Linked DNA regions of Mus musculus: region 2 is linked to region 1. The links are chromatin loops, found by intact Hi-C in ENCODE. Cell type or tissue: left cerebral cortex. All regions are shown on one strand. Each heading gives the region's core, and the rest is flanking DNA. Links, peaks and the distances in the headings are about the cores only. Region 1 holds the start of Itgb3bp (integrin beta 3 binding protein (beta3-endonexin)). Region 2 holds the start of Pgm1 (phosphoglucomutase 1).

Region 1 (14,508 bases), core at 1-8,000:
AGTAAAAGCGGTTTCACTTGCCGTTAGTAATATGTAAGCAAAGATGTGGTGTAAAATTTCTCCATATAGTCTAAAGCAGCTGTTCTCCCTAAGCCCCCTTTTAAGTCTGAGCCTGATTTTAGCCTTACACTCCTGATCCCATCCTCCTGCCTCTCGCTCCAAAGCACTGTGTTTACAGGTACCACCACCACATCCGTCTTCGGATAATTTTTTTTTAAACAGCAACTTTATCAGTCACTTAATATTTTCGATCAACTATTCTATTCATGAGGATTGAAAGCCCTGGTGTTTTAGTCCAAGTTATTTTTCCACCTCAAGTCTAAGAGTCAAGGTTGCAACCTAGATTAATCATGTTGCCTCTGGCTTGAGAACACACATAGAAAACAAGAGCACATTTGCTTGGGGAGACGAAAGAAATTAGGAGCAGCAATTAGTTGACTCACCAGCTTCTCTTTTTGAAAAAGGGCCAAAGGCTCTTAGAGAAACTATACTTACTGAGAACATAAAATGGATAATCTCTAAATCTAAACAAAAACAAACAAAACAAAACGTAAAACAATTTAATTTGGTGGTGATTCCTACTACTAAAAAAATGATATTCAAATTATAAAAGCAAGCAATCAAAGATTTCATCACACTAAGAAGCAGCAGCACCAACATGGCTGGGCACACCTGACTGTTCCTTCTCTAGCCTACCTCCCCCATGTAGCAAGCATTAAGCTGAATCCTATGCCATGCCCCTGCTATTGGACATAATCTTTTGCTTTTGCTATGATCTTAGCACACGCATACATAAGCCCAAACAACTGCTTATTTTGCTTGCCTTTAAACCTTAAAGGCTGTATGCAGTCTTCCTACGAATCTGTTCTTCAGTCACTGTTTTTAAAATCCTAACCATTGTATCTTCATTAATTTATTCCTTTCCACTTATTTTAGATTCATTCAGGCTACACTTATTTCCCCAATTGCTTTTCTTAAAAAAAAAAAAAGAATAGAATGTTATTTTCCAGTCAAATATAAAGAAAATTATGAGTGAGTACAGATTACACCTTTCCACAATTGCATACCAAAACGTCATCATTTCAACATCACTGAAAATCAGTCCAGTTTCTGGGACTGGAGAGATGGCTCAGAAGTTAAGAGCACTTGCTACCCTTACAGAAGACTGGGGTTCAGTTCCCAGCAACGGTATGGTGGCTCATTATCATCTCTGACTCCAGTTCTGGGGCACATGATGATCTCTCCTGGCCTCCCTGGGTACCAGGTTGTAAGTGATTCATATACATACATGCAGGCAAAACACTCATCCACATTATAAAAAAAATGGTTTTTTTTTTTTTTTAGCTATCTTTTATAAGAACTTCCCAAGGTTTCTATTAGTACCACTTTGACTTCATAGTTTATCACATTTAAAAACAAAGCATCTCACTAACGAAGACGGAACTCTGCTACCAAAGCAGTGGTTCTCAACCCTTCTAATGCTGCAACCCTTTAATAAAATTATTTTGTTGCTACTTCATAACTTTAATTCTGCTACTGTTATAAATCATAATGTAAATATCTATATTTTCCAGTGGTCTTAGGTGGCCCCTGTGTAAGGCTGTTCGACCACCAAAGGGGTCATAACCCACAGGTTGAGAACCACTGCGCTACAGCGTGACTATGCTTCATACATGAAATTATTATGATGGCTTTAATCTCTTTGCTAAAACACATTAGCAGCAAAGCTGGGTCTAGGATGTAGTTCATCAGGTACAGTGCTCAGTTACTATACACAAAGCTTTAGGTTGGACCCCCAGCACTGAATAAACAGTGGGCGGTATGCAATCCCAGCACTGGGGGAGGTGGACGGAAAATTAGAAGTTTGTTGTTTTCTTCAGCTACAAAGTGAGTTTAAGATCAGCCTGGGTTATACAAGCCCCTGATTCTTTAGAAAAATGGACCAACCAACACAACTGCTAAAAATATGGGATGTCAATGTACTTAATGAAACTCTTCTAATATAACAACATCTACTCATATATTAAAGTTGCCAGTTGCCAGAAAAATATCCACTTCCAATAGATTTTGGTTCCTCACTTCTGTAAACAGATCAGGAACATAGTTTACACACCAAATTCATTTTCATTCTTTTCCTGCTTAAGTTTTGTTCCCTCATCTTTGCCAGCAATGTTATAATAGACATTTTTCTAATGCATTAAAAGATAAACCTTTTTAGAATGGTGAGTTAATAAATATTGTTATTTCCGAAGGTCCTCCTTCTTTTATGTCAGCTCATATCTTACACAAGTATCCCCGATAATATCTTAGTTTGCATTTTACTCAAACAGGAAAATGTTACCCTAGCAGGAAGTACCTAAATCAGCCTGGTACGGGGGTAGCCAAAGAAGTATTACAAGAGTTAGGTCTTCCTCCTCCCTCAAATTCTTTAAAAAGACCCTGTTTTTTTTAAAAACAAAACAAAACAAAAAAAAAAAAAAACCTGTTTATACAACCGCTAACTGTGCTTTATATAGCCTATGTAGGGTAGCCGAAGGGTAGCAGTCTAGCACAATACCCATCTCTACTATGGTCATTTTCGGTAATCACATTATTGGGGTTGGGCTGTAACTTAAAGATGACCCAATACAAACCCACTTTTTACTTTTTTCAAGCTTATTTTTATAAGTAAGAAAAGTAAATCACTTATTACTGAGTTGCTAAGTGATAATCTTAAGAATCTTTCAGTGCCTGAAATCCATTCAGTCCATGAAATCTCTCCCGAGTTTCAGAGAACTCACTACACAAATGCTTAACAAGCATTTAAAAATTCTACAAATTACAGAGAAATGTTTACTTAATATACTCTTTCATTCTTAGTCATTTCAAGTTAGACATTACTCAGATTTAGCCCGCAGCTTACACAATGATGTGAAGTTTTAAGAGTCAAAGAAGTGTTGGAAGGGTAGAGGTAGGTTGGGAATACCAAGCATCCCGACGCTGTCAACAGAGAAAAGTTTATAGAAATAAAAAAGACAAGGTGACCATGGGACGGCATACTCTTCCTGTATACTCTTTTTGCTCATAGAGGGCCCACAAAACAGCAACGTCTGGGGAAGGGATACCTACGGCATTTCGGGACTCCGTTGCTGGACAGAACCAACTGAGAAACCGCAAACGCGGAAGCATAAAAAGCCCGCGTAGTAAGCGCTGGATGAGGTGTCACCCCGTATGCAGCTCGCCGGAAACAGTCTCCGCGCGAGAAAGAGCCTGAACGTGTTCAAGGAAATGGTGCAGGGAGTCTAAGGCCAGAATCCATTTAGCCCCAGCCGCATGCAGCGCACGACCCTCCTCACTATTGTGGACATGCCAGCCTCGCAACAGATAAGCTACAATGCCATGGCTGTTCTCTCTCGGTCAATGGTCCACAAATCTCTGGTCGGAGCGTTTGGAAGGTGCTCTGCCTCTTATTTCCGGTGGCGGCGAGGCGCAGTTGCTATGGTAATCTAAAAAAGGCGGAGGTCTGTCCGGTTGCGCCGAGAGGTTCGCGGATCTACTAACGAAAATTGGCTGCTCTTCTTGGTTTGTGAGCTGAAATTAGGTAGCCACCAAGCCTCTCTCTTGCTCTGTCGCTCGCTCTGCTCTTCATTGTGCGGCCGCCTCTCCCATCTGCTACGTTTACTTCTGTGTCCTCCTAAGAGCCGGTGCATGCCCCGAAACACACAAGGGGATGCAGCATCGTGGCCAGAGGAGTACAAAAAACGGAGAGAGCTTGTCTGGGATTAGTTGTGACTGTTTCACGGTGCAGCGACGGTGACTGGATGGCTCTCTGTTTTCATTTGGCCCTTTAGACGCCTTAGGCGCTTTTAACAGTTTATTTTTCCTGCTTATTGTGTGCCTAGTTATTTATGGAGCCGTTTGCTACAATATACTCTCCAGGCCCCTGTCTCAGACTTGGGCTAGAATTTTAAATAAAAGGTGGTTTCCGAGCCCTAGGGGTGCAATTATATATTTATTTAAGCTTCAGTTTGGACTGTCTTCACAGGAAGGGAAAGAATAGAATTCTGGAACATTTCTGTCCAGGGATTTTCATGTGAGAATAACCCCATTTGGAAGGAGCACTTGAAGATCCTTAAAAATGTTTTTAAATTGCTTGCTGTAAGCCGAGTGCTTGCTCTTCCTTATTGGAATAGTTTTCTTTCCCGTTTGTGAGATGGCGCGCACGCATATGTGTTTAAAACCGATGTTTAATTATGGTGATACCAATTTGCAGTAACCAGACTGTGACACCACATCCCTATGGGGTCCTTCTAAATCTGGTGTAATATGAAAGTGTCAGGCAGGCGGTCTGTGTATTATAAATAGGGTACTTCATCCATGATAAGCGATTATTATCTTTCTTTCCCAAGTGTAAAAGACCTACATAATTCAAGAAGGTGCCAGTGATTTAGGCCTCCTGAGTATGAATCCAATGAGTCCTGAAGGGGACCCTACCTGTGTCATCTTATTGTTCAACTTGAACTATTCAATTTATTAGATTGGAATGTATTTTTAGAAGTCAACGCAGGATAAAGCAATGTTGGAAGCCATTAGACCACCAGAACAATTTTGCCCTGCATAGTAGCCTTTGTTCAATAAACCTTCATTCACATTAAAAGAAGAAATGACTGAGATTTCACAAATTACCACTGACTGGGTGACATCTCTGTCCCTCAATTTCATCATCTGTAAAATGGACAAAAAGTGCCTGGTCAGTGTAGAAAGGATTAAATAAGACGTTTGATTGTATATTAATGTCTTATGAGCAGACATGCTGTATAGACACTAAATATTATTACTAGTAAAGGAACTTTATAAAGCTCAATGTAATCGGTGGAACTTCAAATATCCAGTGATTTGACATGAGCTGTATTATAGAAATGTGAATGAAATGATAGTTAATCCTGCTATGGGGGGATCCAACTGCAGTTGATTTGCATTAAAAAAAAAACCTCACTGTTGGGGAATTTCACTCCATGTATGTTTTCTTTAGCATTTGTGTGTCCTGAAGTATTCTGTATGTTTCACATTTGTGAACTGTTGTAATCTTAACAACCCTGTGAAGTCTCCCCTGAAGTCTTATTTTGAGATGATGCATGTATGCATTTTCTTTGTTCTGATTCTTTTGGATTATGCTACATCATTGTTCTTTAGGATATCATTGTATATTTGAGAAATTATATACAGTGTGTATATCTATCCATCTATAATTAGAAATCAGTTATTAAGGACTTATTCTACTTAACATTTAAGTTCATAGAGATGTTATAATATTTATCTTTTTTATTCTATATATGCAAACTTTAATACCCTAGTACGCCACCCCATGGTGGCACATTTGCATTTTAGGTGATTTACATCGACGACTAAAGTAAAAAAAAATTCATTCTTTTCTAGCAGAATGGCCAGCAACCCTGGAAGTGATGCAGCTTTGGGTACTCAGAACCCACTGCTTTCTGGGAGTCCTCGAACAAAGAAATTCCCACTAACTGAACAGGAGGTGTTTTATATGAACTGTAGAGCCGCCTACTTAACTATCTTCAAAAGCAGCTTGGAAAACATTATTTCTAAAGATCAACTTTACCTAGGTAAATTTTTTGAAGTTGAACATTTTCTCTTATTTATTAAAGTTAATAGAATGAAAAGTTTGAATTAAAATTACATCATCAAATCATTCTAATTTCACAGTGAAACAAGCAAAAGAACTTTAAGAAACAATAGCTGTTTATCTTCCAAATTTTATACGTATCTCTCATCTATTTATCTATTTACACACACACATGTACACAGAGAGAGGATTGTGTATTCAAATCTTTCATCAGTTACTGCTTATGAGTTGGTATTGTTGCTGTTTTTTCAATTGAATTATTTCCCTTATTTTATTACTTTAAAAATTTTTTCTCTTTCCTCCTCTCCTCCCCACTTTTTGCCTCTCACCTGCCCTGCCCTCTCCACCCACCCCCTCCTCCCTTTCCCCCTAGAAAAGGGGAGGCCTCCCATGGACATCAACCAGCCCTGGCATATCAAGCCAGAGCAAGACTGGGTGCATCCTCTTTCACTGAGGCCAGACAAAGCAGCCCAGTTAGGGGAAAGGGATCCAAAGGCAGACAGTGTAGTCACATACAGCTCCCACTTCAACTTGAGGAGTCCCACATGAAGACCTAGCTGCACATCTGCTACATATGTGTAGAGGGCCTGGGTCCAGCCTGTTCATGCTCTCTGGTTAGTGCTTCAGTCTCCATGATCCCTCATCGGCCCAGGTCAGCTGACTCTAGGTTTTCTTGTGGTGTCTTTGACCCCTCTGTCTCCCTCAATCCTTCATCCCTCTTCACAGGATTCTCCAAGCTCCATTCAGTGTTGGGCTGTAGGTCTCTGTATCAGCTTCCAACCGTTACTGGGTGAAGCCCCTCTGACGATGTTAATGCTAGGCTCCTGCCTGCAAGTATAGCAGACTAGCATCAGTAGTGTCAGGGGTGGGCTCCCTCTCGTGGCACGAGTCTCAAGCTGGCCAGTCACTTGGTTGACTCTTCCCTGTAGGCAGGACAAATCGTGGGTTTAAGGTTTTGTGGCTGGGTTGGTGTCTTATCCTTCACTGGAATTCTTGCCTGGGTACAGGAGATGATCATGATTCCAGCTCCATATATCCCCCATTGCTAGGAGTCTTAGCTAGGGTTGTCCTCACAGATTCCTAGGCGTTTCCATTGTCCTAGGTTTTTAGCTCATCCCAGAGATGCCTCCCCCAGTGCAGTTGTCTGCCCTAATACTCTCTCCTGTCTTCCCCCCACCTCATCCCTTCTGTTTCCATCCCCATCTCCTCCTCCATCCAGTCTTCTCCTTTCACCACCACCAATGTCTAATCTGTTTCCCCTTCTCAATGAGATTCAAGCTTGCACCCTTAGGCTCTCCTTGTTACTTAGCTTCTTTGGGTCTGTGGTTTGTAGCATGGTTATCCTGTATTTTATAACTAATATCCACTTAAACATGAGTACCTACCATGTTTGCCTTCCTGGGTCTGGTTACCTCCCTCGGGATGATCTTTTCTAGTTCCATTAGCTTGCAGATTTCATGATGTCATTGTTTTTAATGGCTGAATAATACTCCATTGTGTAAATGTACCACATTCTCTTTATCCATTCTTCAGTTGAGGGACATCTAGGTTGTTTCCAGTTTCTGGCTTCTATGAAAAAAGCTGCTAAAAACATAGTTGTGCAGGTGGTATGATGGAGCTTCTTTTGGGTACATGCCCAGGAATGGTATAGCTGGGTCTTGAGGTAGATCTTTTCAGTTTTCTGAGAAACTGCCAAATTGATTTCCAAAGTGGTTGTACAAGTCTTCACTCCCACCAGCAATGGAGGAGGGTTTCCCTTGCTCCACACCCTCTTCAGCACGTGCTGGAATCTCAGAGTTGTTTTGATTTGCATTTCCTTGATGACTAAGGATGTTCAACATTTCTTTTAAGGATTCCGTGGGCATTAAAGATTGCTTTTTTGAAAATTCTCTTTATAGCAGTACCCCATTTTTAAATTGTGTTATTTGGTTCATTGATGCCTAGTTTCTTGAGTCCTTTATGCATTTTTGAGATCAGCCCTTTGTCAGATATGAAGTTGGTGAAAACCTTTTCCCATCTGTAGGCTGCTTTTTTGTCCTTTTGACAGGGTTTTTAGCCTTACAGAAGCTTTTCAGTTTCCCGAGGTTCCATTTATTAATTGTGGAGCTTAGTGTCTGAGCTATTGGTGTTTTATTCAGGAAATTTTCTGTGCTAGTGCCTTCAAAGCTTTTCTCCCAGTCTCTTCTATCAGGATTAGTGTATCCAGTTTTATGTTGAGGTCTTTGATCCACTGAGACCTGAGTTTTGTGCAGGATGATAGATATAGATCTATTTGCACTTTTACATGCAGACATTCAGTTAGACTAGCACAATTTGTTGAAGATGTTTTCTTTTTTCCACTGTATAGTTTTGGCTTCTTTGTCAAAAATCAAGAGTCCTTAGGTGTGTGGATTTGCTTCTGGTTCTTCAGTTCAATCCCATTGATTAACTTGTCTGTTTCTGTACCAATACCATGCAGTATTTTTTTACTATTTCTCTGGGGTAGAGCTTGAAATCAAGGATGGCTATACCTCCAGAAGTTCTTTATTGGACAGGATTGTTTTAGCTATCCTGGATTTTTTTGTTTTGTTTTGTTTTTCTATATAAAGTTGAGCATTGTTCTTTCAAAGTCTGTAAAAAATTGTGTTGGGAGCTGGAGGGATGACTCAGTAGTTAAGAGCACTGACTGCTCTTACAAAGGTCTTGAGTTCAATTCCCAGCAAACACATGGTAGCTCACAACCATCTGCAATGAAATTTGATGCCCTCTTCTTGAGTGTCTGAAGACAGCCACAGTGTACTGATATAAATAATAAATAAATAAATAAATAAATAAATAAGAATTGTGTTGGAATTTTGATGGGAATTCTGTTGAATCTGTAGATTGCTTTTGGTAGGATGGCTATTTTACTATGTTAATCTGATCCATGAGCATGGGAGATCTTTCCATCTTCTGTTATCTTCTTCAATTTCTTTCTTCAAAGATGTGAAACTCTTGTCATACAGGTCTTTCACTTGCTTAGTTAGAGTTACACCAAGATATTTTATATTATTTGTGGCTGTTGTGAGGGATGTTGCTGCCTTAATTTCAGTCTCAGCCTGTTTATCATTTGTATAATGGAAGGCTACTGATTTTTTTTTTTTTTAGTTAATTTTGTATCCAGTCATTTTGCTGAAGGTGTTTATCTATTGTAGGAGTTCACTGGTAGAATTTTTGGAGTCACTTATGTGTACTATCATATCATCCATGAATATCGATACTTTGACTTCTTTGTGTCCAACTTGTATTCCCCTTGATTTCTTTTTGTTGTCTTATTGCTCTAGCTAAAACTTCAAGTACTATATTGAATAGATATGGAGAGAGTAGACAGTTATGTTTTGTTCCCAACTTTAGTATAATTGCTTCAAGTTTCTCTCCTGTTATTTTGATGTTGGCTATTGGCTTGCTGTATATTGCTTTTATTGTGTTTAGATATATGCCTTGTATTCCCATATCTTTCCAAGACTTTTTCTCTCTCTTTTTTTTGTTTTTTTTGTTTTTTTCTCTCTTTTTAAAAACATTTTTTTAATTTAATCTTTTTTTTTTTAGTCCAGACTTTATCTCCCTCCCAGTCCACCCTCTGACTCCTGCCCCCTGTCTCTACAAGGATGTCCCCATACCCCTCACTCCCACCCCACCAGATCTCCCCACTCCCTGGGGCCTTCAGTCTTAGGTGCATCTTCTCTGATTGAATCCATACCCAGCAGTCCTTTGCGGTATATGTGTTGAGAGCCTCATATCAGCTGGTGTGTGCTGCCTGGTTGGTGGCTCAGTATCTGAGAGATCTTGGGGTTCCAGGTTAGTTGAGTCTGCTAGTCTTCTTATAGGGTCACCCTTCTCAGCTTCTTCCAGTTTTTTCCTAATTCAACCACGGGGGTCAGCAGCTTCTGTCCATTGGTTGGATATAAATATCTGCATCTGACATTTTCAGCTGCTTATTGGGTCTTTCAGAGGGCAGTCATGATAGGCCCCGTTTTGTGAGCACTCCACAGCCTCAGTAATAGTGTGAGGCCTTGGAGCCTCCTCTTGAACTGGATCCCACTTTGGGCCTGTCGCTGGACCTCCCTTTCCTCAGGCTCTTCTCCATTTTTGTCCCTGCAGTTCTTTCAGACAGGAACTCTGGGTCAGAGTTTTTGACTGGAATGGCAACCCCATCCCTCCACTTGATGCCCTGTCTTTCTACTGGAGGTGGGCTCTACAAATTTCCTCTTCCTACTGTAGGGCCTCCCTTTGAGTCCTGAGAGTCTCTCACCTTCCAGGTCTCTGGTACATTCTAGAGGGTCCTCCCACCTCCTACCTCCCAAGGTTGATTGTTTCTATTCTTTCTGCTGACCCTCAGGGCTTCAGTCCTGTTTCCCCTACCCAATACCTGATCATGTTCCCTCTTCCCCTCCCTCTCCCCTTTCCCAACCAGGTCCCTCCCTCCCTCCCCACTCCTGTGATTGCTTTCTTCTCCCTCCCAAGTCGGAGAGAGGAATCCTCACTTGGGCCCTTGAGCTTATTAACCTTCTTGAATTCTGTTCATTGTATTCTGGGTATTCTGTACTTTTTGGCTAATATCCACTTATTAGTGAGTAAACACCATGCATGTCCTTTTGTCTGAGTTACCTCACTCAGGATGATATTTTCTAGATCCATTCATTTGTCTGCAAAAGTCAGGATGTCCTCATTCTTCATAGCTGAGTAGTATTCCATTGTGTAAATGAGCCACATTTTCTGTATCCATTCTTCTCCCATGGGACATCTAGCTTGTTTCCAGCTTCTGGCTATCACAAATAAGGCTGCTATGAACATAGTGGAACATGGGACCCTGTGGCATGGTGGGACATCTTTTGTGACCCAGTATATGGTCAATTTGGAGAAGGTATATGTTTTGGTGTTTGGGTAAAATGTTCTATTGATATCTGTTAGGTCCATTTAAGTCGTAATATCTGTTAGTTCCATTATTTCACATTATTTAGTTTCTATCTGGATGACCTGTCCATTGGTGAAAGCACAGTGTTGAAGTCTCCTACTATTAATATATATGTGTGTGTGTATGTGTGTGTGTATGTGTGTGTGTGTGTGTGTGTGTGTGTGATTATGCAGCATAATGATAGATCCTGTTTTCGCATCCATTCTGATAGACTGTGTCTTTATTGGGGAATTGAGTCTATTGATATTGAGAGATATTAAAGACCAATGACTGCTAATTCTTGTTATTTTGATGTTGTTGTTGGTAGTGTGTGTGCTTCCCTTCTTTTGGATTTGCTGGTATGAAATTATTCCCTGTTTTCTTTGATGTAGTTAACCTCCTTCAGTTGGAGGTTTCCTTCTAATAACTTCTGTAGGGCAGGATTTGTGGATAGATATTGTTTGAATTTAGTTTTGTCATGGAATATCTTGTTTTCTTCATCTAGGGTGATTGAAAGTTTTGTTGGGTATAATAGTCTGGACTGTCATTTAAGGTCTCTTAGAGATTGTAAGACACTGCCAGACCCTTTTGGCTTTTAAAGAAGTTGAGAAGTATGGTGTAGTTGTGATAGATCTAACTTTATATTTTACTTGGCCTTTTCCCCTTGTAGCTTTTAATATTCTTTGTTCTATACATTTAGTGTTTTGATTATTATGTGGCAGAGGATTTCCTTTCTTGGTCCAAACTATTTGGTATTCTGTAAGCTTCTTGTATGATTATAGGCATCTCTTTCTTTAGGTTAGGGAAATTTTCTTCTATGATTTTGTCAAAAATATTTTCTAGGCCTTCAAACTGGAAATCTCTTATTATATTCCAACTATTCTTTGGTTTGGTCTTCTCAAAAGTGTCCCAAATCCTGGATATTTTATGTCAGAAACTGTTTAGATATAACATTTTCTTTGGCCAATCTATCGATTTCTTCTACGCCTAAGATTCTCTCTTCCATCTGTTATAGTCTGTTGTTGATGCTTGGGTCTGTTGTTACTGTTTTCTTACCTAGGTTATCCATCTCTAGGATTCCCTCAGTTTGTGTTTTCATCATTGATTCTATTTCCATTTTCAGGTCTTGAACAATTTTATTCATTAAAAACATAAAAAATAAGCCGGGCGTGGTGGTGCACGCCTTTAATCCCAGCACTCAGGAGGCAGAGGCAGGTGGATTTCTGAGTCCGAGGCCAGCCTGGTCACAAAGTGAGTTCCAGGACAGCCAGGGCTATACAGAGAAACCCTGTCTCGAAAAAACCAACCAACCAACCAAACAAACAAACAAAAACCCCAAAAGAACCCATAAAAAATAAAATGCATTTTTACAACCTGTTTTCCTATATTTCTTTAAGGGATTTATTAGTTTTTCTCTTTAAAGGCCTCTATTGTTGTCATAAAATTAGATTTAAGATCATTTTCTTGTGCTTCAGTTGTGTTACTATATCCAGGGCTTGCTGTAATATGACAGCTGGGCTCTGTTGGTGCCATATTGCCCTGGTTCTTGTTCATTTTGTTCTTATGTTGGCCTTTAGCCATCTGGTTGTTGCTGGTGCTGGCAGGTTTCTAGGAATGCAGGCAGAGTTGTGGGCTAAAAAATGGAACATAAGGAACAGGGTACAGCTCACTGCTGCTGGGCGTGCCCCAGAGGGACCTGGCAGGTAGGGGTTTAGGGGTTGAGGGGGGTCTTACCTCATTGTCAGTGGGGCCAGCAGGCCTCAGAGAATGCCTGCAAAGCTGTGGGCTGGAAAATGGAAGTGGGGAGCGGGGGTGGGGTGGGGGGTGGGGTGGGGTGGGCGGGACCAGGTAGGCATACCTGTTGGTGTGGTGGTTTTTATTTATAATAATAAAATAAAAACATTTCTGTCATTTGTCTTACTAGTCTGATTTTTTAAAAGACTATTTTTAAACTGATTTATTTCTTTTGTTTTATGTATCAGTATTTTCCCTGCATGAACATGCATATCCCTTGGAGTAACAGACAGTTGTGAGCTGCCTTGTAGGTACTGGGAATTGAACCCAAGTCCTCTGAAAAGGCAGCCAGTACTCAACCATTGAGCCACTTCTTCAGCACCCACTAGTCTGAATTTTGACCTACATTAAAGAAAAGCTAACGGATATGCTAAACTTGAATCTAATGACTGTAAAAAAAAATAAATAACTAGAGATGAATGAAGTTTCAGATGAGAATTAAGAGTTGGGAAGTTTCATTTCTTATTCTACCTATTATCATATTTAAAATTTTTTTGGTTGCAAAGGTCCACCAGGTCACTGAGTTTGAGCCTTACAAGGCTAGGCTGTCAGACGACTTAGAGGTCTGGATGCTGGCAGTGCTTACTGGGAGCAAGTGGTGAATGATGCTAGAAGGCCATGCAGGTGACTCTTGGCAGTTTTACCAAGGCTAACATGAGCAGAGAAATGGAATTCTTTGCCTTCTTTAGAAATAATTTCCTTAAACTAAAATTCTGCCGTGTTTCTGCAGAAATGTCTTAAGTTTTTATGCATATGATCTTTCTGAGAAAATTAATTTGGAGGAATGATTAAAAATTGACAAGATTAACATATATTGCTATCTAAATAAGAGATTTATTAAATAGTTTTAAAACAAATGTGCATGATGTAAGCCATTTTCAAAATACGCATAATTTTACTTTGACTTATATAATATTAAAATTAGCAAACTTTCATCTTGAATTTTAAATATTTGTATTTAGTTGGCATATATTAAATAGTATAGGCAGAAATCCAGTTAATTAAAACTTCAATTTGCTGCTGTTGCTAAAATACCTGAGCTCTTTTTCTTTTGAAAATAGACAATAAATTTGTTAAGTTGAAGACTTTTAGTACAGCTTGCTTTGGTATAGTACTTGAATTGCTAATCAATTAACATGTGTTAATAACATAGTGCTGGTCCTGTGGAATCATCTGGGTAGAAAACAGAGTTATAGCATCTCCAGGGCTACATGTGGTTTTGGTTCAAGGTGGCATGTTCTTTGTTGAACTGTTGGGCTAAGATAGTGTTCACAAAGGAGTAATGTGTGTTAGGGCGTGTCTCCCTTACTGCTCTTTTTCCTGTAGACTTCTGCCCTTCGCCCTTAACATATATGGTCTGACATTTCCATTCAGAGTCAGACACAGTAGCACAATGCAATACAGATACATGGAAAAGCTTAAGTAAACTGTAAACCAAAGATCAATATATAGATGTCAGTCTTTAAACATCTATAGTTAGTAACAACTTCTCAGATGTAGAGATAGCTACTTCTAAGTACGTATTTTGGCTTTATTTTGAGACAATTATTTTTAAATTAATAGTTTTTTTTTTTTAAATTTATTTATTTATTATATGTAAATACACTGTAGCTGTCTTCAGACACACCAGAAGAGGGAGTCAGATCTTGTTACGGATGGTTGTGAGCCACCATGTGGTTGCTGGGATTTGAACCTTCGGAAGAACAGTCGGGTGTTCTTACCCACTGAGCCATCTCACCAGCCCAAATTAATAGTTTTTAAAGCTAGCGATCAAGCTTAGTGTAGGAACATTTGCCCAGGCCCAGAGTCTAATCCTCAGCATTTCAGAAATCAATGCCTGGAAGACTCTTTGGTGGTAACTATAGTAGTTAGGCATGAGGTGCAGCTCATCATGCCAGCAGCCCTCAGGAAGCTGAAGCAGGAGGATTATCTTAAGTTTGAGGCCAGCCTGGGCTATAGTAGAGGTACTAAGCAGGAGGACGTGAGGTGATGACCTGGGGTGGGGGAACGACACAGCATGAACAAGGACGACATGGAACAAATTTCCTTTGTTACTGGAGATAGCAGCAAGTGTGTTTGCTGAGGTTCTATTTCTGAGAGTTGTAAGATGGTTTTTCTAAGTCTTGACCAAAACAATTTCCTTCTCCAGCAGATTTTCAGCCTTCAAATTACCATT
Region 2 (16,916 bases), core at 4,303-12,302, 100 kb after region 1:
TAAATTTCATATACATACTAGTGGCTACTTGTTTCAGTTACAAAGGCTGATAATTATAGCAAATAAATTTCCTTAATTCATAAAAATAGGAGTGCAAATTATTTGTGAAGAATTAAAGAAAAACTTTCTTTAATGAATACTGTATAAGGAAATGAGTTTGGACCAAGCATATTTTTGTCTATCCAACATTTAACCTGCCTTCCATGTGCATACATTTATATGTCTAGGTAGAGAAGTTCAGAAGTTGTTATGCTTTCACTGATTGAAGCTAACTAAATCTGGGAATTCCGCTATAGACATGCTCCTAAGCCACATATTAGGAGTTTTCTCGCGATACAGATCTCAGAATTGGAGAGTGGCTTACCAGTGAAGAGCACACAGGCCCCTTGCAGAGGACTCTGGTTCTGTTTCCAGCACTCAGACAGCCCACAATGACCTGTACTTCTAAGGCTCTGATGCCCTCTTCTGGCTTCTGTGGGTTCAGCTCTTCTTGATGCTGGTTCAGTGATTCTGATGAAATTGTCTTTGGGGGCTTGGGAGACAGCCAAAGACCTTAGTGCTGGTCCCAGAGCCCATGTAGACACCTGATGAGGTAGCATGATGAGGTACCCAACAATGCTGAGTCAGATGAGAGGTTGGATCCCTGGAAGCACACTGGCCGGGTAGCCTAACTTACTTGGTAATGTTCTAGGCCAAGGAGAGACCCTGACTCAGTCAAAAGAGGTGAAAGTACCTGTAGACCTTCATCCATGTTGTCCTCTGACCTCCATAAATGCTCTGTGCACGTGCATCCATACACACACATACACACCATGTACAGCACAATAATTAATAAATAAATACATTTTCTTTCAAAAGTAGAAAAGCTAACTTTTGGAGACTTTGAAGTACTGTAGTTTCTTTGGGCTTCCTTGGGGTTGGTGTTGAACCTTCCTCCTCCACACTTTACAAAGCCTTCTCTTGTGTCAGAGATCTCATCCATTCCCACGTCCTCAAATGTAATTTATATACCGTATGATGATACACTATAAACTTAAAGCACTTGGCAAAGTCTCCTGCCTAAGTTCAGACCTGTATGTCTAACACCTTATGGTACATTTCTCCTTGGGTACATGACTGACAGTGCAAACTTTGCATGTCCAAAAGCTAATTCAAGTCATACAATATGCAACCTACAATTCTTTTTAATATTCCTAACCCCACGTTGCTGGAAGGTGCCATTCATTTTGTTTACCCACTACAAACCACCACGTGTTGTTGTTGACTTGTTCTAAAAATGTCTTGAGTTCTACTCGCCTCGGCCATCTCTATTGTCTTCAGTTACAGACCCCACCAGTTTTCTGCCTGCCTAGCTGGTTTCACTTAACCTAATTTTTTCCTTTTATTCATCACAGTAGCTACAGTGAGCTCTACTCTACATCCCAGTGTGATCACAGTATTTGTCTGCTTCAAAGTATGTTGCCATGTTACAACAAAGATCAACTTTGACGGCATTATGCTAACTGAAATAAACCAGGGACAAGAAGAGAGATAATGTATGATTCCAATTCTGTGAGAGTTGAATGGTTAAATTCATAGAAGGGAGAATCGTGGTTGCCAAGAACAGTCTGGGAGGGCAGGGAGGAATGGGGAATTAGAGACTGCATAGGTTCAGTTGGTGATGATGAGGAAGTTCTAAAGACATTCAGGTGTAGCTTAGTGCTAGAGTTTGTCCTCAGCACACGAGAATCCCTAAGTTCAAGTTTCAGCAACTACCCAAATTCTCAACATGGATGGTGGTAATGACTACACATATAACATGAAGTTGCTTACTGCCACTGAAGTATACTTTAAATTATTAAAAATAGGATGTATTTTATGTTTATGAGTGTTTAGCCTGTATGTGTGCCTAGTGCCCATGGAGGCCAAGATGTCTTCATCAGATCCTCTGGGACTGGAGTTACAGATGGTTGCGAAATGGCATATGGGTGCTAGAACTTGAACCTGGACCCCCTTAACCAACTGGGCCATGTCTCCAGTCCTGAAGGTGATAACTTTTGTATACATTTTGCCACAATAAAAACCCTTGTTTTTCATTGCTATTATGTAAAGACTAGAGTACTTGACACTCTGTAGGAGGCCAGTGTGGCCAGGCCCACCATTCCAGTTCTATGCTGGTTACAGTGGCTGCCTTGTAAGTTCTTCCTGTAGCTCACATACACCTTTCTTCAGACTTTTCCCTCTGAAGTTCCTGCTCTGAAATAAAATGTTATTTTCCCCTTTCACTTTGCAAACTACTCATCTGTCTAACCTTGGTTTCTATGTCACTTTCCCTAGGACGTTGTCCTCAACTCAGCTTCTTATCTACACTGTACCTGCACCTCTGTCTCACTGGAGCACTTGGTTATAGGCCTGTGCCATCCTGCTCATTTCAGAGTCTGCCTTGATTCCTGTTTTGTTTTGTGCTATGTTCTGTGCTTGTGTTCCAAGTCTGTGTTCTGAGTCTGTTCCGAGTCTGTGCTTCCTTGGGCTTGGATGCCAAAGCACAGAGGAAGAACATGTAGGTTTTGATGTCAAATGTCTATGCAGGCACATAACCAGCTCATTTGCTTCTTGATCTACATGCCAAGAATAGTTCCCTTCACCCCCAGCCCCCGCCTCCCCACCGCTGCTCTCTTCAGATTCCAACTCACTGTTCTCTTCTTGTGAGTGAGAATATCACTTCCATGAGCTTGTTACATTACAGAGCAAAACAGATTATCTGGGTAAATCTAATCTAGTTACACAGGCTATTTATTTATTATTTATTTATTACAGTACACTTTCATCATGTCACTTCATCTCCCCACTCCGAATCTTCTCAGGCGTCCCCTTCTCTCAAATTCAAGTCTTCTATAACTATTATTGATATGTATCTTATTTACCATCTATCTGTATCTATCCATCCTGAGTCCAATTAGTGTCGAACTTGTACAAGGGTGTTAGGCTGACCTCTTAGGTGTGGCACTGACTCTCCTTCTGCCAGCTGCATATAGGGGTGAGACCTCAACTAGGGGTGAGACCTTGAGGCCCTTGTTTAACAATTTCCTCCCAGATTGAAACACTCCACCTTACTGGGAAGTTCCTTAAGCTGGAAGGTAAGCTACTCACAATAGCTTCAGTAAATCCTCATAACTGACCAGATTCACCAGGCCTCTCCCTGCTGGTGTAAGCAGCAGAGTCCAGAATGAAGACTCTCAGAAGAGCAAAAGCTACAAAGAAGACAGAGACCAGACCAGCTGCCTGGAAGAAGCAGAAACCAGCCAAACCGGCTGGAAAAGGTTTAGATCAGAGTCTGCTGGAAAGGAAGCTCTCTAAGCCTGTGGCTGGGGTGGGCTTTGGTAATGCAGCTGTTGTCATTTCTGCTCCTATAAGTAACCTCTCACCCATATACCTGTAGCTAACACCAATTCAACTCATTGGTTTACCAATCTGGACTTTGGTGGTATCTGTAGGGTTAAAAAGTCTGACCTCACTTCCAGGTTTTGAAAACCCACCAATCCCTGACTTGAAACCCACAAATCCCTGAACTGAAAAGCCCAGTTTCCAAGCTCAAAATCTATCAATCCCTGGACTCATCCCAAGCTCAGCACTTGAAGTCCCACCTATCCCCACCCTGGAAATACACACTCTGGAAAATTCTGGCCCCCAAGAAACCCTCTATAAAGCCAGCTTCCTGCTCAGTTCTTTGCTATTTCTCTTCCGAGCAGAGGCAGCCACCCTCTTGTGTCTTTCCCAATAAATCTCTGTGTGGGGTGTTGTGCAGTGTGACTTTGGGGTACTCCTTGGCCCCAGACTACCAGGGTACCTTTCCCTTCAGAGCTGAAACACTTCCACTGGGGAACCCGTTCCCCTCAGAGCTGTAACACAGGATCTGTACTATGGTCTGTCACGGGCTCCCCATCTAGGGTGAGTAGACATGTGTGTTGCCTCTCTCCAACAGCTCTTTGCCCATCTTTGCCTGAGCATTTACTGGCATGGTCTAGTACGGGCAACTGTAGCTATTGAGATTTCGTGATACAGGTCACACAGACTGGTATGTATGTATGTATGTATGTATGTATGTATGTATGTATGTATGTATGTATGTATGTTTTGCCCTGGGGCCAAGCCTGATAACCCGAGTTCTACCCCTAGAACTCATGCTGGAAGGAGAGAACAATCTTCTGCAGGGTGTTCTCAGGCTGCAGTGCTGGAGTGTGCGCACCTTACACACAAGTCAGTTTTAGAATAAGTCAGATTTGATCCTGAGGACAGTGTAGCCAAGTGGAGTGGATTACAGCTTCCAAAGAAGTAGGGGTCTCAGCTCCACAGATGCCAGGAAAACAGTGTTCTTAGCAATCTCAAGAGATGTGTCCAAAGCACTCAGCTCAAAACAGTTCTAAATTGTAGTTTATTGTTGCCAGAGTAGTTCACCAAGCAGTTCTTTCTCTAAGAAAGAAGCAAAAGCCTGCTCGCCTTATAAAGCCCAGGCTCCCTCCACAGTGCTGTCGCACATCAGCATCCTTCCATGGCAAGCACAGCTCTGTAAGCTGCCTGTAGCTGGTAGGTTTTGTTGACTCATGATGACAAGGACTTTCTGTGCTGGTTATGACTGGAGATAGTAGTGGTTGAGGGCAATCAGGATGAGTGCAGTTTGCAATACACGGCTACATGGCTACAGGCGATTGGACTTTGGGTATTTAGACTGTGGCATCTATGTTGATTTACCTTTAACACTTTGCCCAGCCCAGTCAAGACCATGATTTCAATCGTTTTACATATGCTGAGAATGTGGAACACAGCCAAATGTGGCAGAGTTCTGACTTAAAGAGTTTTGAGGTAATAAATGGGCACTTTCAATCACCGTGTGTGTGTGTGTGTGTGTGTGTGTGTGTGTGTGTGTGTGTGTGTGTGTGTGTGTGTTATTTTGGTACATAGCACTGGAAAAGTAATTCGAAGGGATTACATAAATGATTGCTAGGATCATAGGGGCTGTAAAGGAGACGCTGGATCTAGCCAAGATTGGCTGAGTCTTGCTCAGATCCGCATAATGGCTCAGTTAACCTGTAGGGTAAAAAACTCCAAGCTCACTTCTGGGTTTTCAAAACCCACCAATCCCTGGGCTCACTCCAAGCTCAGGACTTGAAATCTCAGCAATCCCCCTCCGCCCTGGAAATCTCCAACCTGGTAAACCCTGCCCCCAAAAAACCCCATACAAGAAGCCTGCCTCTGCTCAGTTCTCTGCTGCTTCTTGCCTGAGCACAGGCAGTCAGTCACCCTTTCGTGTCTTTCCCCGTGTATCTCTTGTGTGAGGTTTGTTGTGCAGTGTGACTCTGGTATTCCTTGGCTCCTGACTGCCAGGATACCTTCCCTTCAGAGCTGTAACACTTGAATTGGGGCAGTCTTTCCCCTTAGGGCTGTAACACTTGCATAAACAACAGCCCGAGGGATAATGCATGGAGGATGTATTAAGCTAATAAGTTTTAGATGGATTTGCTATGTGGCTGAAGCTAACTGCTGCATGTTCTGAGGTGAGAGAAGTACAGATCCAGTCTTAAGTGAACAGCTTCATCATACTTCCATAGACAGTTAAGACCTCGGGAAGGGCATGCATGGGTTCCGAGTCTGAGCCCAGCACTTTGTGTGATACCATTTGTTGAGTACTTTTTATTAGTACCTAGGTGAAAGCACTAATGTAAACTATATAAATCTAAAGTGGATGTTTGTAAGACTTGGAGGATTCTATGCTATATTTTCATTTTTGAGTTAGGTAATCTCAGTCACACTCACTATTCTACCTTTAACTAATTTTCTCACCTAATGAGTTTGAAAACACAACTTACTTTACAAAAATATGACTATAAGCTGTAAATTCTTAGGAAAATATTAGAAATTATGAGCAGCTGTCAGTTTCCACATAGCTACCACAGAAGCTCAATGACAGTGATTATAACCAGCTATGCTGTATACACATAAACTTCATATCCATATACCTATTAGCATTTGTTCTGAGGCAGAACTTACATATGTCAGCCAACCTCCCTGCTTGATCAAGAGACACCAATTAGCCACTGTGAAAGTATGAGTACAAGCTCAGTTCATGGGTTATCAGTATGTTCTAGTACTGCAACTGGAGAGAGGAGCTGATAATTTTAGGCTTGATAGGTTTTAAGTACAGTCTGATGACTGCATCAACTAATACTGATTTCACGTGGACTGTACTAAGCTGGGGTCATTTCAAGTCTGTATAGGTCTATGCCTCTATGGAATGTTTCTCTCTCTCTCTCTTTCCCTCTCTCTCTCTCTCTTTCTTTCTCTCTCTCTCTCTCTCTCTGGGTGTGTGTGTGTGTAGGAATACAGGCACAGTCATCATCACCACAACCTCTTTCTTGCAGAAATCCTTTTTGAAAGGTTTTACATTTGTTTAAGATGGACACTCACAGACTTAACTTTCTTAAAGGTATTTGTTTTCTTGGTATACTAAAATGACACATTTGTCAAGCAGAGACTCTTAACAAAAAAACAAAAACAAAAACAAAAAAAAACTAAGAAAGGCAGAAGAAAATATTCCTACCGAATAATCAAATCCTTTTTGACTGCCTTAGCTCTTGCTGTTTTCACAATCACTGGGTCCGCTGTCACAGTAATCCTTTGACGCCTTATAGCTGTATCTATGTTTATCTAGGCTGCCTTCAAAGTTTCCATTTCCTAGTTGTCAAACGTGATGGATGACAGACAGGCCAACCCTGGTAAGAGCCTGCCTGGCTTGTTCAGACCCAAACTGAGCTGAACTTCCTCAAGTGATGAAGGATTTTGTTTTGTTTTTCGAGACAGGGTTTCTCTGTGTAGCCCTGGCTTTCCTGGAACTCACTCTATAGACCAGGCTGGCCTCGAACTCAGAAATCTGCCTGCCTCTGCCTCCCAAGTGATGGGATTAAAGGCATGTGCCACCACCGCCCGGCGAGGAAGGATTTTATTATCGGAATTTCTCAGTGTTGTGAGCAGAAGCACGGAAAAATAAAACCCGTACTTTTGGAAGATCTAGAAACTATACACTAAACAAATCAGTTCTTCGGATATCCACAATCACTAATGAAGTAGCATGTGGCCCACAGCAAACACATAAAAAGTAGAAAGCTGAATATAACTTTGGGGTTGAGCCTGTCCTTGCAGAAAAAAAAAAAGTCGGAGGATGGCTTTTCTGTCTTTTAGACCAGCTTCTGGAATGTATACGTGACACTCTAGTCCAATCACAGTAACGTGCTGAACTCTTCGTCCTTGCACTATGATCGATAGATGAAGCTCTGCTCTCCAGTTAAAGAGCTAGTTTCTTTATATAGACCATTGGCTCAGGTAGAGATGTGTCAGTCGGGGAGACTCCGCCCCTCTCGACCCCGTGACCCGTCCCTCTTCCCAGGCAGCCGGACTTTGGCGAAGTGGGCGGGCCGTGGGCAGGCCCTGGGCCATCGTTTCCAGGGCAAGAGCAGAGCGGACCCTGAGCCCTCTGCAGCAGCCAGAGCCGCAGCCACTGTCGCCTCGCAGCCAACCGCCACCATGGTGAAGATCGTGACAGTGAAGACGCAGGCATATCCGGATCAGAAGCCGGGCACCAGCGGATTGCGGAAGCGAGTGAAGGTTTTCCAGAGCAACGCCAACTATGCGGAGAATTTCATCCAGAGCATCGTCTCTACCGTGGAGCCGGCGCTGAGGCAGGAGGCCACGCTGGTTGTGGGCGGGGACGGCCGCTTCTACATGACCGAGGCCATCCAGCTCATCGTACGCATCGCTGCAGCCAACGGGGTAAGGGACGCGCGGGCCGGGCTGAGCGTGTGCTACGTGCGGGCTTCTCTGGGCCGGCGCTTCCGTGCGCGCCACCATCCCGTCCCCGCCCCGCGCACGCTCCCTTGACCTTGGCAGTACCCCCGCCCCCACACCCCTATTCGGCTTCCCGTCCACCCCATCCCCCCACACCCCACGTTTCGCAATGGCTATGCCGGGGAAAGGTGAGCCCGCCGTGCAGACCCTGCGTGGCGCTGTGCTATTCTGGTCTGGGATTGGGGCACCTCCCGCTGACTCGAGGCCAGGTGTTGGGAGGGCCGGGGTGACCGGAGCACTCATCCCCCTGGGGCGTTAAGCCAGCGATCTGGGCCCGCAGGTGCCAAGCCTCTCTCCCTGCCCTCTGGTTGGCTTGGGAAAGGCGCTTCCTCCCCTGCCGGGCCTGCTGCCTGGGTTCAGGCTTTTGAAAAGTCCAGTCTCTGCTGGACCTGTTCCACCAAGGGGGCTGGACCTGAATTTTCATTAAAGCAATAACAATATACCCAAGGGCTCTCTTATGCAAGCTGTCCTGACAGGCCAGGAAATTAATGCAACGCCCCCAGTTCCGCCCCCTGGTTAAGAAGGTTAACTGTCTTAATTGAGCAGGTCCACTAGAGAGGTGAAACTTTTTTTTCTCCTATAAATCTGATGATTTGTAAATGTGGATTTGGAATTGGTTATTTGTTTCTACAAGATACTTTAAAAGAAGTTTTAAGGAACACGTTTTCTTTGTATATTTACAATAACATTGGACTTTCTCTCAGCTCCTCTGGGGCCCATTCCCTTCAACAATAACTTGTATTTCAACTTATTTCAAGCTGCCTTGCCAAGCACCGTGACAAACATTTCACTGGTGTGTCTCAAGAACCCTCTTGAAGCCCTATAAGGAAGACGCTATTATGGGTACTTTAAAGTCACCGAGGAGAGTACTAAAAAGCCTGGGCAGGTTAAAGAATTTACCAAAACTATAACGGGAACATTGAATCCAGCACGGACCTTCCGGTACCACTTGAGTGGCTTCTGAAAATCGAGGGACTCATAAATTGCAAGACCTTCTTTTTCCAGTTTTCAAGATCTAAACTGAGCTCTGTATGTAGACTTTCCTGGATGGGTCAGACATTGACAAACAGAGAAAGAAGTTGGGATTTGTATCTGTATGCCCAGGAGTGTTCAGACCACCACAGCTTTCCATGTGGGAGAGAGGCCGGTCAGCTCTGTGGGGAGGATCCCTTCAGCTCCACCCTTGCTCACAGGGGCCTCATTCAGCAGTCCCCTGGCCTATGCCCAGGACAGAGAATGGGTGGGGAAAAGGAAGGCTCCCAGGCAGGAGTGAGCCTTGTCGGTAGGAGCTTTTAGCATAGTGTGAGTTTTAGGGTTCAAATGGATTTCTGCCACTTTGGGAGTACTGTGGAGTGAGAAGGAAAGCGTGAAGACAACAACAGAAAGTTACTAAACATCATCACGCATTAGCCACTGGCCTGTTGCTCTTCCCTCTTTGGCCAAACTCTAATAGTTCCAGGATTCCTACACTGCCACTCGCCACCTTATCGTCGTCTAAGCCCTGCTGCTTCCGCCTCTCTGCTGAAACGCCCCCTCAGGGAGGGTGACTCTGCTTGCTCATTCCCTGTAGCACTGTTGTGGGCCTTTACCTATGCCCTGCATTTGGCTGACTTTGCGCTTAACAGTCTCATTCCTTGTCTTGATCACGCCACTGATCGTTCCCACCATCCCATGGCTCGCCATACTTATACCCTAGGTCTTTGTCCCCAGCTTGCTGCTCAGATTCTCTTAAGCATCGCTCCTCCCCAGGGGTGATTCCCTTAAGATCAAATCTCCATAAAGCAACTGCTCCTTTCTCATAGATACCACTAGAGTAGATTAACACAATTCCAGTGAATTTATGTTTGTAAGTCATATGTGCCCATTGGAGACTAAGCTTAAGACAGGATTGCATTTTACATGAAGGTCTTTCCTTGGTACATTCAAGGGTATCAGTCCAGGACCTCTGCAGTTAGCAAATTCTGTAAAAGATTACGTCTGTAAGAAATAAATTGTCATGGTCTGTTTTCAGCGTGAGGTGCAGTTAGAGCTCATCAGAGAGTGGCGGATAAGCAGGAGACCTGGGCCTTTCTCTGCTAGCTGCTAGCTGCTAGCTGGCATCTGCTTGTCTGAACACTCTGAAAGCTGAGAAGTTGCGGGCAGGCTGCACTTTGACTGTGCCATAATTAGAAAAGGGGGTATCTCAGGTCCCAGAGTACTCACCACCAGGTAGGGCTTTGCATTGTGAGCCAGGAGAACAGGGGCTTTGGGAAGGCAGGCATGCTAGAAGAACTGAAGACTGGGCCTCTCTGGAGCATTGGTCTATGGGAGAAGAGAGAACAGGACATGATCAAGAACTTCAGAAAACCCTGACCTGTGCCAAATCAGCCATTTTTGCCTTTTCTCAATGCTGGTGCCTCTGTCTGCAAAATGGTTTATTAAAAACTGCTTCACTACTGCTAGTCTCTCGAATTTGTTATTGTATAGTGAGGGTCCTGTAAGATGGGGTGCTTAATTGCTTATAATCCACACAGTTACCTTAAATCATCTTTATATTAGAAAACTAAATATGGCATAGACGCTGTGCTGTGTGAGAATACAATGTAGGTGTCACATTTGTCTCATATTACTTTTTTTTTTTTTTTCTAAACAGGGTTTCTCTGTGTAGCCCAGGCTGTCCTGGAACTCACTTTGTAGACCAGGCTGGCCTTGAACTCAGAATTTCCCCTGCCTCTGCCTTCCAAAGTGCTGGGATTAAAGGCGTGCGCCACCATGCCCGGCTTCATATTACTTTTTAATGTTTATTTGTGTATGTGCATGTATGTGGGTGCATGTGTCACAGCAAGCTTGTGGGGGTGGGGACAAGTGTGGGATGTGGTTCTTTCCCACCATGTGGGTCTTGTGGACTCAGGCTTAGCAGCAAATGCTCTGACTGGCTAAGCTATCTCACTGGCCTCTGTATAATATTTTATTCCATTATTTTTGTTCTTTCTGAATATTAACAGCCCTTGATTGGTTAAACCCAGGGGTGTGGACCTGGTGAGCAGAAAATTCAGACTGTACCTACAGTAATGTGGACCAAAGGTAGTACGTTTGATGACTCCTTGTCTGGTTGCCCTGAATGGTCAATCACCAATATAGACAATGTTGCCAGCACAGATACAAAGCCAAACCATGGAAATGGACTTCTTGTCCACAATCTGTACACTCAGGAAAGAGCTGTCTGAGCAGGCTGGATTCCAGAATGGGCCTGAAAATGTACTGACCCAAACATGAAGGCTTCTATGATCACCAATCATATCAGCCAGAACTTGACAACTTTGTTGTCTTCCACTTGGGATGAATACGTCAGTTTTGGCCTATGTTTATGTGGGTGCAGGTGTGCCTATGTGTATATGCACATATCTGGGTTTAGAGACCAGAGTGTTGTTCCTCGTGCACCATCTATACTTTTCCTTAGCACAAGGCCCTCTCACTGGCCTGGAACTCTGCACACACGTCTGGCTAGCCAGCAAGAGCACATCTGGCTAACCAGCGAGCCCTGCTAAGCTGTGCTGTATCTTTAGGGCAGCCCTGGCTTAGCAGAGAGACATCTTTGAGTCACTTTGTTATAGACTACCCGTTTAAAAGGTTTAATAACTTCCTGCTTCTTAATTATTCTTAGTTATCAGCAACTTTTGAATGAATCTTCAGTAGGCCGTACTTTCTGATTTTGAAATACCAGGCTGAAGGAGATAATGTCTTTTTTTACTTAGGATATCTTGGCTTCTGGGAGGGGTTGACCAGAAGAGATTAAAAAAAAAAAGAATTATTAAAATAAAAATAAAATAAAATAGAAACAAAAGCAGAATTATTAAAGAGAGGACATTCTTGATTTGAAAAACGTGAGACTGAGCTGACTGGACTCTCTCTGTCTCTGTCTCTCTTTGTCTCTCTGTCTCCCTCCTCCCCTCCCTTCCACCCCCCTCAGTGTGTGTGTGCGCACGCGTGTGCATGTTTTTATCTGGATACATGTGTATACATGCATGCAGAGATCAGAGGACAGCCTTAGGTGTTCTTCAGGTACCATCCACTCTGTTTTTGACGTAGGTTCTCTCTTTGGCTGGCACTTGATAAGCCATCAAGGATAGCTGGCCTGGGAGCCCCAGGCTTCTTCCTGTTTCTGCTCCTCCAGCACTGGGATTGCAAGCTCAACTGGGAGTTTTGTGGGGAGTTTCTGCACATGGGGCTCTGGTCCTGATGCTTGCACTGCAGCCTTTTACCGAGTCAGCTCTCTCCTTAGCATGGGAGCTGAGGCCATGGCCTGCAAACAGAGAACCTGCACCCACCTCTCAGGAGAGGAGAGCAGCAGGAGGGGCAGGCAGGAGTAACTTAGTCTTTGCTACATATGTGCTTTTTTTGTTTGTGGGTTTGTTTGTTTTGTTTTGTTTTGTTTTTTTTCTGGTTTTTTTGAGACAGGGTTTCTCTGTGTAGCCCTGGTTGTCCTGGAACTCACTCTGTAGACCAGGCTGGCCTCGAACTCAGAAATCCGCCTGCCTCTGCCTCCCAAGTGCTGGGATTAAAGGCGTGCGCCACCACCGCCTGGCTTGTTTGTGTTTCTTAACCTTCAGTGTTGGGCATTGATCCTCACCAGAATTAGTTAAGCACTGCACCACTGAGCTGTGTTTCCAACCCCTGGTCACATAAGACTTTATTGAGTTGGGTTTTTTGTTTGTTTGTTTGTTTTTTGAGAAATTCTCTTCTTCAGTTTCACAAGTGTTTTCTCTAAAAATAAATGAATAGCCCTTTCTTCTTTAATGTGGTCTATTGCTACAGCATTCAAGACTAAAAAGGAGGCTGGGAGATGACCCAGTGGTTAAGATCACTCTTCCTCTTTAAGAGGACCCAAGTCCTGACAAGACAGTTACAATTTCTGGCTTATATACCATCTTAGTAGAGGAAGAAGGGAGACACTATGGGCTTTGTTAGAAAACGTGACTCTTAGGATAAATAATAAATGGGCCCTTAAGAGATCAGTGTAGAAATATGGTAGTTTTGTTGTAGTGCATTTTTTCGGGGGGATGGGTAAGGTACTAAAGAGTCGTCCCTGTGAAGCATTCCAACTCTCAAACATACGGGAAAGTGCGCTACCCGATAGGTCCAGCCACACAGGTGTAAGAAATTGAGGCAGGGAAGATTGAACTGCCCCATCGACTCTCCCCGGAGCACCTTGGAGCACTTGGCCATTTGCCCAGTCATAGCCTGACTTCACCTGATTCAGAGCTGAGCTCATATATGGGGAGCTCCTTGCCCATGTTTTAAAATCACCATCTAGTGTGGTAAGTTTTCAGGGTCTGTGAAGGACCTTTGGTGGAGAGTATGGAGAAGGCTTTTCTCAGCTGCTGTCCTCAGGATAGAAATGACCACAAAGGGTGTTGCAGTTGGGGTTTTTGTGGCTGTGACTTGGGGAGGGAGCGATTTATCTGACTAACACTTCCACAGCATTGCTCATCATAGAAGGAAATCAAGGAAGGGACTCAATCAAGGCAGGAACCTGGAGGTAGGAGCTGATGCAGAGGCCACATTGGGGTATAGCTTGTTTCCCGAGGTTTGCTCAGCCTAGGGATGGTACCACCCACAGTGGGCTGGGGCCTCCCCCATCGGTCACAATTAAGAAAATGTCCTACAAGCTTGTTTACAGCCCAGTCTTACTGGAGCATTTTTCTTAATTTAGTCTCCTCTCAGGTGACCTTGGCTTGTGTTAAGTGACGGAAAAGGAGCCAACACAGAAGGGCAGCCCTGTGGGCCGCAGGAAAATGGGAATGAGAACTTGCTCCGACTGTCCATCTGCAAAACTCTGTGCTAACTCAGTCTCTTTCCTTGTATTCACTTTAATCATTTCACTGTAATTACAGAAAATAGATTAACATAATCAATATCCCAGTGAAATTATGATATAATGACATCATTTTCCCCTTCCCTTTCCTCCCTCCAAGCCCCTCCTCCTTTCTCTCTCAAATGCATGGCCTCTTTCTTCATTCATTGCTGTTACACACACACACACACACACACACAACCTGCTAAGCCTGTATAATATTACTTGCACATATATCCGCAGGGCTGACCATTGGTATTGAATAACCACTTGATGTGATCTTTCCTATTCCCTCCACTGTCAGCATCCCTCAGTTGCCTGTAGTGCTTTGCGTAGGGTCAAACTTTCCTCATGCACCTTAGCATGTCTGTTGTAGTCTCATTCCACTTCCATTTAGGCAGTCATGTTGGTGAGGCTTTTCGGTGTAGCTTCTGAAGTTTCTAGGGAACACAGTCTCACATCACACTTCCTAATCCTCAGCTCTAACAACATCTCCTTTCCATCTTCTGCCATGATCTCTTAGCTTTGGGTGCTGGAATTGTGTTGAATATTTATCCACAGGGACTGGGCTCCACAGCATTGGGATTTGATTGGTTGTGGTTTTTTTTCTCTAATGGTCTCTATCTGTACCAAAGAGAAGTTTCCTTGAAAAGTGGCAACTGTACTCTCCAGCCTAGAACTGGAGAAGGCTGTGCCAGGTGCACTTCTTAAACCACGAACTGTGGTCGTGAAACGTGGTTCACTTGTCCTGCTTCTTGGTAGTGTTGGAACTTGCACTTTGGTCTTCTGATATTTCATACAGTTGGTCTTTTCTATAAATAAGTATATGTCATGGGGCACAGCCGCACATGCCCATAATCTCAGCAGTCTGGAGGCTAAGACAAGAAGTCTGTGAGTTCAAGGCCAGCATGGATTCTTAAGTGGGACGTTGTCTCCTAACAACAACAAAAGGCAAGCTATAAACACAAGTGAGTATATGTCAGAGAAAGTGGCTCCAGGGGTTGTGACAACATCCTCATTCAGTGGCTGAGGACACTGGATTTGGCAGTGTGGATGGACTTCCAGAGCTCTGATGTTCAGGTGAATTCTATGCATTTACAAGAGGACCCTAGATAGAACAACTTTGGTGAATTCCAACACACATGACATTGAGTGTGTGTGGCCATCTACAACATAGAGAACTATCTTCTCAAATTTAGCTGACTTCTTCCTTTTCCACTCTCTAATGTCACATGGGATGTGAGATCCGTTTTCCTGCAGGAAAATGCTCAAATTTGTTTTCGGCTGCTCTGAAGAAAAGTGGCTCAGCACAAAATGTGTTTTTTTTCCAGGTTACAGTGGTGGGGTCATGGGGGACCAGCGGAAGCCCCTTGATATCCATGGGCTCACACGTTACTTTCAGAGATGCATTCTCAGGACAGCATTGTAAATGCCAGGTTCCCACTCTGGGTGGCTGAGAAGCACAGCCGGTCTAAGTGACTTTAAACAGGAAAAGTGACTTTAAACTCCAGGGCACCTGGAGTGAGGCCATTTTCACCACTCCTGGATTGAATGAAAACTAATTTTGGAATCATAGTGTGAAAGAAGGATTAAAATCCACAAGAGAAGGTTTCTTTCTCTTGATGGTTGCTATTAAAAAGTGGAAGCGGAACTAGATGCCTATAATCTGAGGACCAGCTAGCCTCGCAGGGGTCAGTGGGGACAGTAGCCCACATCCAGATCATATGGGAAGTTATACTGTACTCTAGTGTGTGTTCCACAATAGAGTGGAAGGTGACACTTGAGTATAGCCAAATCGCTCTTCAGTCCTTTGCACAGATATGTAGAAAACACGTAATCCAGTGTATTCATCTATAGAGGACAGCAGGACCAGGCTAACACTCAGAGCTGTGTAGGGAGCAGAGCTGAGCTAGGGCCTGTGGTCTGTGAGTAACATGGTGACAGAACTGCCCGTGTTGTTGACATCTCCCTCTTCCTTTGTCTGTCTCTGTCTGTCTGTCTCTGTCTGTCTGTCTGTCTGTCTCTCTCTCTGTGTGTGTGTGTGTGTGTGTGTGTGTGTGTGTGTGTGTGTGTGTCAGTTGTAGTTAGCTAAATTCTGGCAAGGGAAGTACATCTTTGCTATGACTACATTGCAAACTTGTCATTATCCTGAGCTGCACATATGGGAAGCCCATAGACTGTAGTTTAACATGGGTAAATTGGAACATGATGGCTTTGGGACTTTCTGCCTGCCTTATGTTTGAAATCTCTTTGTTCCAGCAACACTTGACCCTCCCACTGTAGCTCAGTTTGGCTGCTCTGGAGATAGATACTCCGAGGTGGCCCCCAAAGTGAACACTGTATATACTATGCAGTCTATATGGTGATCCAACAAGTAGGTTAGGCCCGGCCTCCTGTGGTCTCATGGCTTTGCCATCCTGCTCATGCTTGCCCACCTGATGGCAGATGTTTTCCCATGCACCCCGCTTGCTCTTACCCATGTTTGGGTCATAGGCAGCGGAAAGAGATGTGCCTAGGAACCATCTTTCCAGTATAGCAACAGACGCCTGAGTGGAGTCAGCGTCAGAGGAGGAAAGGCTTATTTAGCTTACGAGAATTTTCAATGGGTGGACTGTTGTCCCCATTGCAGTGGCTCTGTAGTAGCACAGTATGTCATAGTGGGTTCTCTGGTGTATGGTAGAGGAAGTAGATGCTGTTTATGGCCTAGTACAGAGGCTGTGACTGGATTCCACTGTCCCACTCAAGGACACCAACCTACTAAATACCTCTTAAAGTCCCAATAGTGTCCTGGGCCAGAACTAAGCCTAACACATGTCCTCCAAAGGACACGTGTCCTCCAAAGGATACATGTCCTCTAGCACATGTTACCCAGTATATTAGGCATGTGGTTAGCTAAAGTGCCTGTAGAACTTAAGAGAGAGAAGGGAAAATTCAAATCCCTGCCTCGGTCCATTGCTTTGTTGTCCTAGTACCCACCATTACACTAGCCCCACCCCTACCCCAGGGCAAGTAGTTCAGATGCTTCTAGCAGTGCAGTCAGAGCAGTGGCTCCAGTCTCTAGGTGTCTGGTGTTCTCTCCATCAGGCTGTGGAAAGCCCCTCAAGTGTAGCATCCAGTAACTAACGTGTGTAAGAACGTAACTTTATAGCCACATATGTGTGTATGTACAGGTAGGTGGATAGAATAGTGTCAGTAGGACACTCATAGA

What was found. A loop is a pair of places that touch in the nucleus more often than their neighbours do. Peaks named below come from ENCODE experiments on the same cell type or tissue, not always from the same donor. Only the 100,000 strongest peaks of a DNase experiment are listed, where the experiment ranks them.
Region 2: a loop joins it to region 1, with 6 times the contacts of the local background. A loop is called at or near these places in 5 of 42 quality-filtered maps.

What each region holds. Positions count from the first base shown.
Region 1 is chr4:99,825,975-99,840,482 of GRCm38, forward strand. Itgb3bp (integrin beta 3 binding protein (beta3-endonexin)) reads right to left here and starts at 3,184. Exons shown (of 9, transcript NM_026348.4): 1 at 3,109-3,184. The coding sequence starts at 3,113. It overlaps Efcab7 (EF-hand calcium binding domain 7), which reads left to right and starts at 3,471. Exons shown (of 14, transcript NM_145549.2): 1 at 3,471-3,580; 2 at 5,419-5,606; 3 at 7,396-7,405; 4 at 7,408-7,414. The coding sequence starts at 5,420. In left cerebral cortex, for the core only: a CTCF peak has its summit at 3,445; DNase peaks (open chromatin) are centred at 3,235, 3,453 and 4,132; H3K4me3 peaks cover 1,919 bases; H3K27ac peaks cover 1,446 bases.
Region 2 is chr4:99,922,012-99,938,927 of GRCm38, forward strand. Pgm1 (phosphoglucomutase 1) reads left to right here and starts at 7,440. Exons shown (of 11, transcript NM_028132.3): 1 at 7,440-7,800. The coding sequence starts at 7,555. It overlaps BC062258 (a long non-coding RNA gene), which reads left to right and starts at 7,807. Exons shown (of 2, transcript XR_003955079.1): 1 at 7,807-8,003; 2 at 8,634-10,316. In left cerebral cortex, for the core only: no CTCF peak of the experiment used is centred there; DNase peaks (open chromatin) are centred at 7,490, 7,738, 8,232 and 9,381; H3K4me3 peaks cover 2,337 bases; H3K27ac peaks cover 1,887 bases.